Regions from separate parts of the Homo sapiens genome. Here region 2 is linked to region 1. A link is a loop called in an ENCODE intact Hi-C map of the cell type or tissue named here. Cell type or tissue: gastrocnemius medialis. All regions are shown on one strand. Links, peaks and the distances in the headings refer to the core of each region. The heading gives the core; the rest is flanking DNA. Region 1 has its middle 42 kb from the start of RAF1. Region 2 holds the start of CAND2 (cullin associated and neddylation dissociated 2 (putative)).

Region 1 (5,366 bases), core at 140-5,139:
ACGCCAGCTTTCTAGAGTCATGGGCAAGGAATTCTGGCAGAAGGCAGACTAACGTTCAACTTCTATTCTTCTCCCAGGTGCATTTTTAACTCTTTTCTATCCAACAGTGTCTGGAAAATTCTATCTCCAAAAGACATGATCAGCAGAATGCAGATGAATGTCTCCTCTCAGTAACAATCACCTTCCTATTGTCTCCTAGCTGGATTTGGCTTTCCCTAGAGGTTGCAGTGATGTCATGTTGGAGGGGACTACAGCACTTAGGCCACCCTAGAGTGGGCTGTAAGGCCCCTACGGCTCTGGATGCCTTGACTTGTTCTCTGCTAAGACCGTGTTCTCATGGGCAGCAAGCGGGATTGCAGGTGAGGGAAATAGTCAGGAGCCTGAAAACCTTCCTTTCTCCCTCCCAAGACCCTTCCTTTAACTGCTTTGTGGCTGCTGCTGTGATTTGAGTTGATAGATTAAAGAATTTCTATATTAAAGATGTTTGGCAAGTCTAAAAATTTAAAAAGCACTTTAGTGGCCGGGTGCAGTGGCTCACACCTGTAATCCCAGCACTTTGGGAGACCAAGGCAGGCAGATCACTCGAGCCCAGGAGTTCAAGACCAGCCTGGGCAACATGGTGAAACCCCGTCTCTACTAAAAATACAAAAAGCTACTACAGGTGAAGTAACACACACCTGTGGTCCCACCTACTTGGGAGGCTGAGGCACAGGAATCATTTGAACCTGGGAGGCAGAGGTTGCAGTGAGCCAAGATCATGCCACTGCACTCCAGCAAGAGTGAGACTCTGTCGCCCCCAAAAAATTAATAAAATAAAATAAAATAAATAAAAAGCACTTTAGTTAGAAAAAAAGAAATGCAGCCAAGGCATCAATCTGGAAATGACACTGCAAGGATACAGCACCATCCCCCAGGATGCAGTATTCACCCTGAATCAACAGCCATTTATGAGTTGTTGATTAAGAGCTCAAGTGCCTGCTCTTTGCAGGCCTGTAGAGAGACATCAGATGGTATTTCCAGGTTGGGGCTGGGGCTGTCTTGTCGAAGTAGAATAAATGGATCTGGGAATCCGGGGGTGGAAGTATGAGTGGCTGCTCTCACTGTACTCCCAGTGAGCTGCTGGGAGAAATCAGTCCTTTCATCTGTACAGCTCTAGGCTCTATAGGTCTAGAAGTCCTCATTCCCAGCAGGAGGATGCTTCCCCCAGGAGGCCAATAAAATTTGTCTTATCAAACCAGCTGCCACCTGGTCACTTCAGGCTCCTTACACCAACAGACCAGCAGGCAAAAAAAGGAGTCATGTTCTTGGCAGGTTAAATGATCACCAGGAGGAGGCAGGGCTGCTGTTGCACAACAGGATGGGGAGGGACTCATCTAACACTCCAGCAGATCTATTGCGGTGATTCTTGGTTCTTCTCTGACCAACTTTGATGGTTAATAGACAGATGCGGCAACCATGACCTGAGACAAGCATGGTGACCATGGTCTCAAACCTCTCAGGGCCATCTCACTAGGTAAGCCACCTAGACCAGCAGAGACGCTGGCCGAGGGTGAGGGGATCTAGAATGCACAGGAGAGGAGGGAGAAGAAGACTATCAGCTGTGCCCTGAGACCAGCTGCAGCGTGACAGCTGCCATTCATTCCACTAACCTTCTCAAACTTCCCCAGAAAAAGAGATGAAAAAAGAAAAGAAAATGGCCAGGTGTAATGGCTCACACCTGTTATCCTAACACTTTTGGAGGCAAAGATGGGAGGATTACTTGAACTCAGGAGTTTTCAACCAGCCTGGACAATATAGCAAGATCCTGTCTCTATAAAAATTAGCCGGGTATGGTGGTGCACACCTGTAGTCCCAGCTACTTGGGAGGCTGAGGTGGGAGAATCACTTGAGCCCAGGAGGTCGAGGTTGCAGTGAGCCATGGTTGCCACTGCAACTCCAGCCTGGGCAAAAGAGTGAGACCTTATTAGAAAGGAAAAGAAAGGGGAAAGGGAAAAGAAAGAAAAAAGGAGAGAAAGAAAAGAGGGAGAAAGAAAAGAGAGAGAAAAAAGAGAAATAAAAAGAAAGAAAGAAAGGGGAAGAAAAAGAAGGAAAGAAAGAGAAAAAGAGATGAAGCAGAATCCTGGAGAAGCTGTTCTCAGATGGGTTTAGCTTATTTTATGAAGCAGGGGGATCCATGTGGTGCAGGACTGTAGTGGATGCTGTGATGTGTTAGATCTCCCTCTTCAGGACCAAGGCACTCACTCACTTCCCAGGTGGCAGGAGAGCCCTCTAGTGGAAAAGGTTGCAACCACTCTTTGGGTGCAGTTCCAGCCAATGACTGATCAACAGAGGAGTATAAAGGCATGATGCCCTTCTGTCAGTTCAGGACAACTGTGAAGGGCCATCCCAGTTTCAGAGCTCCCAGTGACAGAGGTCTCTGTTACAACTCTAGCACAGTTCATCCTCTCCCTATGGGAAATCCTGATTCCTCACTACCTCATAGGTGCTATTTCTAAGGGCATTCCCCATAAAACCTCTGCATGCCAACACCCTCCTCAGTTTCTCAGGAAACCTGGCTTAACACACTATGCACATCCTCAACCACACTAGTTAATGTCAAACTGTTCCCAAGATGGTTATATCAACTTGCATTCCTACCAACAGCACCTGAGAGTTCCACTTGCTTAATACCCCTGCCAAATTCTAGTATCATTAGGTTTTTTATTTTTAGCCAATTTAGTGGGCGTAAAATGAAAGCTCATTGTGGTTTTAATTCACATTTCTCTGGTGACTATTGAGGTTTGGCCCCTTTTCAAGGGTTTGTTGGCCATCTGGATTCCCTCTTTGGAAATAGCCCCAGCTCTTCTGCTGGCCCCATTTTATGGGCTCACTCATTTCATGCTGCCTAATAAGGGAGTGAGTGCTCACTTTAGTGAGCCCCAGAAAACTGGAATGGCTTTCCTGAAGGCCACCAACCTCGATGGATCCTTTGGTCCTATCTGTCTGTCTGTCTGTCTGTCTATTTATTTTTGAGACAGGGTCTTACCATGTTGCTGGTCTCGAACTCCTGGGCTCCAGTGATCCCCCTGCCTCAGCCTCCCAAAGTGTTGGGATTACAGGTGTGAGCCACTGCACCTGGCCCTCAGTTCTCTTCTGACTTGACCTCTGAGCAGTGTAAGATGTCATTGACTGCTCTCTTCTATCATCCTCTTTTCATGTCTTCCCTGACATTGCACAATCCTCATTTTTTATCCTACCTCTCTGGTTGTCCCTTCTCTGTCTCCTTTGCAGGCTTGACTGTTAAATGCTTGGGTTCCTCAGAGCTCAGTCCTTGGCCCTCTTCTTATCTCACCCCGGCCTTTCGCTCTGGGCAACTTCACCCTCAGCTACAGTTCCCAGCTTTGTACGCTGACGGTTCTCACATTCCTCTCCTTTGACACTTCCATGTGAATGTCCCAAAGCCTCTCAACCTCTATATATCCAGAATAGAAATCAAGCCTTTCCCCCCAAAACATGGTTGTTGTCTAGCCATCCCTGTTTCAGCAAAGGTCTCACAATCCTTCCAATTCCGAATGTCACAAACCCAGGAATCCCTGTCTCTTACCCCATATCTAAGCCTTCAGGACCAGTGTTAGTTATCTTCAGTTCACCCCTCCAGATCCACTCCTCACCCTTCTCCATTCCACTCTCTGCTTCTGGAGGATGATTATAAGCACACTTTTCCTGGGCTTCTTGTTCTTTAATTTCTGATTGGATTTGGCCAATGGCATTTTAGCTGTTTACTGCTGTATAACAAACTATCCCAAAACTGAGTGGCTTTAAAATATCACCATTGACTGGGCACGGTTGCTCACACCTGTAATCTCAGCACTTGGGGAGGCCAAGGTGGGTGGATCACTTGAGGTCAGTAGTTCAAAACCAGCTTGGCCAACATGGTGAAACCCTGTCTCTACTAAAAATACAAAAATCAGGCCAGGTGCAGTGGCTCACACATGTAATCCTAGCACTTTGGGAGGCCAAGGCAGGCGGATCACGAGGTCAGGAGATCGAGACCATCCTGGCTAACACGTTGAAACCCCGTCTGTACTAAAAATACAAAAAATTAGCCAGGCGTGGCAGCGGGCACCTGTAGTCCCAGCTACAGGGGAGGCTGAGGCAGGAGAATGGTGTGAGCCCGGGTGGCAGAGATTGCAGTGAGCCGAGATTGAGCCACTGCACTCCAGTCTGGGCGACAGAGCAAGACTCTGTCTCAAAAAAAAAAAAAAAAAAAAAAAATTACAGGTGGCAGGCACCTGTAACCCAAGCTACTTGGGAGGCTGAGGCAGGAGAATTGCTTAAACCCAGGAGGCAGAGCTTTCAGTGAGCCAAGATCACACCACTGCTCTCCAGCCTGGATGAAAGAGTGAGACTCTGTCTCAAATCAAACAAACAACAACAACAACAACAAAAAACCACACACACTAAAAAATATACCACCATTGTATTCTCTTCTCATGACTCTGTGGGTTGACTCAGGTAATCTGAGGTCAGTTCTGCTCTACACGATATCATCCAGGGACTCAACTCTGCTAGAACATCCAAGATGGCATTCTCATGTCTGGCAGGTTGGTGGGGTGGCTAGAGGTGTGAACTCAGCCAGACCAGAAAGGCTGCACCTGTCTTTTTCCAGGTGGTTTCAGGGCTTCTCCCCTACCCAAGGCCTTTCCATGTGGTCTTATGAGCACAAGGTAAACAGGCTTCTTATATGGTCGCTCAGGGTCTTCCAAACAGCAAAGGCTGACACTAGCAGGCCACCTTAATTCTTAGGTCCAGAGCTGGCATGGCATCCATCACATCTGCTGCCTTCTGTTGGTTAAAGTAGGTCACAGAACCAGCCCAGATATGATGTGGGAGTGGACTGCACAAAGGCATGCACATAGGGAGGCATGAGTCATTGGGCCATCTTTGGAGACCAGTCACCATAGTCTACTACCTGGTCCCCAAAGCCTCTCTCACATGCAAAATGAACTTCCCTTTACCTCCCGTAACTCCCAGAGTCTCACCCCAATTCAGCCTCAGGCCTAGGCTTGAAGTCAAGTTACTCATCAACTAAATCTCAGCCAGTTGTTGCTGAGGCCTTTGGGTGTGGTTCCTCCTGCTCTGAAGACCTGTGAACTAAAGAGACAACAAGTTCTCTCCCCCTATAGACCCAACGTAGAATGGCAAAACAGGAACTCAGGCGCCACAATACACGCTCCCATTCAAAAACACGAGACCTAGGGTAGTCACAGGTCCGTGGCCATTCTGAAATTCCACGGGATACAATCCTCCCTGCTCCAAGGGTAGAAAACATTGATGAAAGCCCCGGGTCAGCTTCCTGGGAATGGTCCTCTTAGGCTCTTGGCTCC
Region 2 (5,366 bases), core at 221-5,220, 93 kb before region 1:
GGAGACCAGCGCCAATAGCTGACTGGCTCACTGACCTAGGGTGGGCACCAGAGGCAAGGGCTACCCACCCGGAGGTGAGGGATTCATGGGGCCTGACACCAAAAGCCTGATGCTGTCCCAGGCATTTGAAACTGCAGTGGGAGTCTAAGCTGGAAGCCACGGAAAGTTGAGGCTGGGGCCAACTTTCCAAGTCGAGGAATGGTGCGGGAATTGGGCACCATTCCCGCCAAAATTAAGAGGGTAGGAGCAGAGGTCTGAAACTAGTAGCCCTCAGCTGTGTCCAGCTTGCAAACATGTTTTCAAAAATTTAAATTACTTGTCAACATTTGAACATTGGGAAAGTTGACACAAAAATACTGACTTTGGCCTGGCATGGCGGCTCACGCCTGTAATCCCAGCACTTTAGGAGGCTGAGGCGGGTGGATCACCTGAGGTCAAAAGTTCTAGATCAGCCTGGCCAATATGGTGAAACCCTGTCTCTATTAAAAATACAAAAATTAGCCGAGCGCGGTGGCAGACACCTGTAATCCTAGCTACTGGGAAGGCTGAGGCAGGTGAATCACTTGAACCCGGGAGGCAAAGGTTGCAGTGAGCTGAGATCGTGCCACTGCACTCCAGCCTGGGTAACAGTGCGAGTATCCATCTCAAAAAAAAAAAAAAAAAAAAATACTGATTTCCAGGCTGGGCGCAGCAGCTCACGCCTGCAATCCCAGCACTTTGGGAGGCCAAGGTCGCCAGATCACTTAAGGTCAGAAATTAGAGACCAGCCTGGCCAACAGGGGGAAACCCCATCTCTACTAAAAATACGAAAATTAGCCAGGTATGGTGGTGCACACCTGTAGTCCCAGCTACTTGGGAGGCTGAGGCAGGAGAATCACTTGAACCCAGGAGGCAGAGGTTGCAGTGAGCCAAGATCGTGCCACAGCACTCCAGCCTGGGTGACAGAGTGAGACTCAAAAAAAAACAAAAACAAAAACAAAAACAAAACACTGACTTCCAGATTATCTTGAAAACAGAATATTTGAGTACAACGGGGCCTACAATCCCTGGTGACAATACCTGATTAGAATCAGGTTGTGGCTGCCCTCTCCCCAGTTCACCTGGTCCCCACTAGGCCCACTTCACCCACTGACTGGCTCCTGCAGGCATGTGAGAGCGGAGTCTCAGGAGAAAACAGGACAGAGCAGCGAGGAGATACTGTAAGGCTGCCTCGGAGAAAGCCTCCAGCTTTTACTGACCCTGCTGGGCCACTCTACCACCCCACGCTGGCCCTGCTTTCCAGCATGGTTGAGCAAATCAACCAAGAGCCCTGACCCCCGCCTCCTGTGGCAAAATCTATCACAGTTGGGATTCTGGCTCTCATCTGTGCAGACTCAGACCTGCTCCTAGATGTCACTGCAGCCCACAGTGCCCTGTTACCAGGGGTGGACTGGTCGATGACCTATTTATTTTTAACAGGTAGATTAGCCACAAGTTGCTAGGAGAGAGAAGGAGGCTGGGCTGGCAGCATGGGCAGGATGGCAGGACTGACTGTGCCCACCTCTGGGCAAAGGTAAAGTGAAGGAGGAGGTTTGGATTTGAGCCAGGCCAAGGCCTGAGGTGAGCACATGCACCCCTACGTCTGCTCAGCTGAGGGGACATTCTGAGATGGCACCCAGGGTCTCCAAGTTGTGTTTCTGCTGCAGTCCATGGGGGCCCAGCTCAGCCTGGCAACCCAGGCGATGTGCCTCTTTGCCCAAGATAGGCCTTCTATCCCCGCTCTTCTTCTTCATCTGTTGAGCTCCTCCTATTCACCCATCAAGAGCCCAGCTCAAATGTCCCAGCTCAAGGATGACTGACCTCCCTGCCCTACCCCTGCATCCACAGCCCCTAAGCACAATGGTTCCCTGGACAAGATCCTTTCAGAGCACTCTGCACCCCTCCTTTATAGCACTTCTCACACTGCAATACAAGTCTGGCCACCAGAGCATCTTCTCCATTGGACTGTACACTCACTGAGGGCAGAGGCTCATCAGGTTTATCTCTGGGACTCCAGGCTCAACAAAGAACAGGTCTGCAGAGGGCTTTGTCAGGGAGGGTGAGAGCAGGAGGAGAGGTAGTGAGAGAGCTAGCCCTTAACAGAACTTACAGCCAAATAGTCCGAATTCAGAAACCAACTCTTCTGAAGTATGCCTCAGCATTTCAGACACCCCTGGTTCCTGCAGACACTAGCTCTCGGAGAAAGCAAGCCATGTTTTATACGTGTATGTGTGTAGGGATGGGAGAGAGAAGGAAAAGTATATAATTTGGTGGATAAGAGCTTGAGCACCAAAGTTTGGCTTTAAGTGAGTATACTTACTAGTCTTGCCATTTATCAACTAGGTGACATTGGGCAACTACCTCCTTTTCTCTGGGCCTCAGATTTTCTATATATAAAATGGGAACTTTTCTTTGCCCTACCTCATAGTATCCTTGGGAGGTTTCAATAGGACAATCTAGCTCTTAGCATGAGGTAGTAAGAAAACTAGGCTCAGGGAGGCTGCACAAACTGCCTACGGTAACAGCAAACTGGGCGGAAAACCAGCCCACCACACAGGTCTCCTGGCTTTTCAACCAATAATACTACTGTGTTTTCAAGAAATGACTTGGTAATTCCTGCAAGACCTGCAAGGGTACTCGTTTTGACTGCTGGAGCCTCCGTGGTAATGGGGCACCTCCTGCCCATAAAGCCAGGGCCCAGGAAGAACAGGAAACAAAGGTCTCCCTCCACCCCACCTGGGACCCCCATTTGCAGTCGCTGCCCCGCTCCAGGAACCAGAGGACAGTCTCAGTTTCATTACAGAGAAACCCTAGAGGCAACTCAGCTGAAACCCTTGGCCACACGGACGCCTGGACAGCTGGTCTGCAGGACCCAGCACCCTGGTATTCGGACTTTAAAAATAGACACCATTCTCACATGCTTGGGGTGGTTTTAAGTGTTCTCCAGGCCACTGGCAGAGACAGGCTGAAAGGGCTTCTCGGGCTGTAGCTGGCAGGGCCAACTCCCTCTCCCAGAGACTGGACCAGAGGCCTGAGAGACACTAGCGCAAATCCCCTAGGCCACTAGCCAGCTCTGTGACCTTGGGCAAGTCACTGCACTCCTCCAAGCCTCCGGAAAACAGGAAGAACAATCACTACCACCCATGGGTGGACTGAGATTACACGTGGGGTGCACAGTAGGGAGCCTGGGACCCAGCGAACATTCACTAAGCACCTACCGTGTACTCAGCACAGGTGTTGGGGCACTAAGAGGAAGTGCATAGTCCCAGTGGCCCAGGAGCTCAGGGTCTCCCAGGGCTGAAAAGTGATCTAGCAGAAACATGAGGGGAGGCATGATGGGAGCTGAAAGGAGGTACCTAATCCTGCCTGGGGTCAAGAGTTATAGGAGCTGTCAGATGAAGGGAGGAGGTCAAGGGAGAGCAAAGAATCCCCCTAGTGAAGGTCTAGAGAGGGGACAGGGCGTGGCAGATTTTGGATGTGCACAGAATCATAACAGTGTCCGTTTATGAAGCACCGACCTAGTGCCTGCCATGAACCTGAGCATTTCACATGTACTATCTTATTTAATCCTTACCCCAACCCTCAGAGATGGGTTCTGTTATCCCCATTTTATAGAAACAGAAGCACAGGGAGACTCATGGGGGTTAAGTTACTTGTCCATGGTCACACGGCCAGTGAGTGACGGCAGCTGGGATCTGAAGCCAAGACCTTGGATCCCAGGCTCTATTAATGTGGGGGGGCTCTTGAGGGGTACTGAGGAATGGGCTGCAGGAGAAGAGTAGGAGTCAGACCACCAGAGCAGGTCTGTCTCCTCACCTGTCAGGGGGCTGGAATCAGAGGACCTCACTAAGATCTTGGCCTCTGTATTAGACTGGCCTGGATTTGGACTAAGTCTCCCACTTCCTCGCTGTGACTGAACCTACGCCCTTCATGTCTCTGAGACTCAGTTTCCCTATCTGTAAAATGGGGACAAAGTGAAAAAATGTTCATTGAGTCTCCAAGGTCTTCTTTCAGCTGGAGGGGCCAGAACTGGCCATGAGACCACGGGCCAATCCCTTTTCCTCCCTGGGCCTCAGTTTCCCCAGGGAATGCAGGTGGAAACTCATTGGACCAGATGTTTCCACCGTTCTTTTCAGCTCTATTCCTGTGGTTCTGTGATGCTGTGAGAGGGGGAAAGAAGGAAAAAGGGAGTGGGGAAGGAGAGTGGCACACAAAACCTAGAAGGTCCCACCCCAACCATCACCTACCTGTGACTGGAAAGCCAGACTCAGCCCAGCCCCCTCCTTTAGGCTGGGTCTGAACAATCGCAGGAGGGGAGGGAGACGGGGAGGGAGGGGTCCGGGTGATGTTGAGAAGGAGGCATCACTGAGGGTGCCAGTGAGAAAGTCAGCTGGGGGTTGCGGTCCCGGGAAGGGTCCGGGTTCAATGCGGAGGAGAGGCAGGTGCTGGGGTCCCCAGGGAGAGGCGTAGGGCTTCACTGTGGGCTCGCTGAAGGTGGTGGGGGCGGGGGGGAGGGGGCGCTGGGGCATCAGCTGCGGGGGAAGAAGGGGGCCGGACACACACGAGGGAGGAGAGGCCGAGGCAGGGTGCAGAGGGGTGGAGCCGGGGCTCTGATCGGGGGTGAGAGGTAGGGCTGAAGCCTGCACGGTGGGAGACGAAGCAGGGACTGGAGTCGCGGAGGGGCAGGACGGCCCCTAGGGGAGAACGGCCGGAGCTCCAGTGGGGACCACGAGGCAGGAGTGGGCCTGTGGGGAGGGGGGCAGCTTAATGCAGGGAGAAGAGAGAAGAGGCAGGGGGCTGCATGGTCATGGGGGATGGGCTGGCGCTTCGAGAGGGGAAGAAGGCCCCCGGCTTCAGAGCGGGAAGGAGAGAAGGGGGCCGGCGGCGGGCTGCACCTGAAGTCCTTGTCGCTGGACGTCATCTTCTCCAGGAGGCTGGAGATGTGGAAGGCGGCGGTGCTCATGGTGGCTGCGCGCCGCGGAGCCGGCCGGCGGGAGGGAATATGGCGGCGCGGGCGCCCCCTCCCTCGCCAGCTGCGCGGGCTGCGCTCACCAGACAGAAATAGCAGCTCCCGCCCCGCCCCGTGCTCACGCCTTGGCCGTGGCGGCCGCGGGAGGCGGGCGGGCCTGGGCCTGGCTTGGTGGTCTTGGCCCCGGCCCCAGCCCTTGCCCTGCTGACAGCGCAGCGCCGGATTGCACACACCCCCAGAGACGGGGAGCTCACTACCCTGCCACCACCTCCTTGTTATTCCCGTAGGTGCCAGCTCTGTCTTGCGGCATGGACGTAATATCATAGAGTCTCAGGTTCGAATCCCACTTCTGCCTCTTCTGCTGTGTAGCCTTGGCCAA

What was found. A loop is a pair of places that touch in the nucleus more often than their neighbours do. Peaks named below come from ENCODE experiments on the same cell type or tissue, not always from the same donor. Only the 100,000 strongest peaks of a DNase experiment are listed, where the experiment ranks them.
Region 2: it touches region 1 in a loop (4-fold over the local background); 10 of 110 quality-filtered maps call a loop at or near these places.

Annotation. Positions count from the first base shown.
Region 1 is chr3:12,703,558-12,708,923 of GRCh38, reverse strand. No RefSeq gene overlaps it. Among named protein-coding and RNA genes, the nearest start is that of RAF1, 42 kb to the right of the region's middle. In gastrocnemius medialis, for the core only: a CTCF peak has its summit at 2,272 (motif pointing left); DNase peaks (open chromatin) are centred at 1,323, 2,273 and 4,903; H3K27ac peaks cover 2,965 bases.
Region 2 is chr3:12,796,336-12,801,701 of GRCh38, reverse strand. CAND2 (cullin associated and neddylation dissociated 2 (putative)) reads right to left here and starts at 5,022. Exons shown (of 15, transcript NM_001162499.2): 1 at 4,914-5,022. The coding sequence starts at 4,981. In gastrocnemius medialis, for the core only: no CTCF peak of the experiment used is centred there; DNase peaks (open chromatin) are centred at 2,971, 3,701, 4,411, 5,181 and 2 weaker places; H3K4me3 peaks cover 3,998 bases; H3K27ac peaks cover 5,000 bases.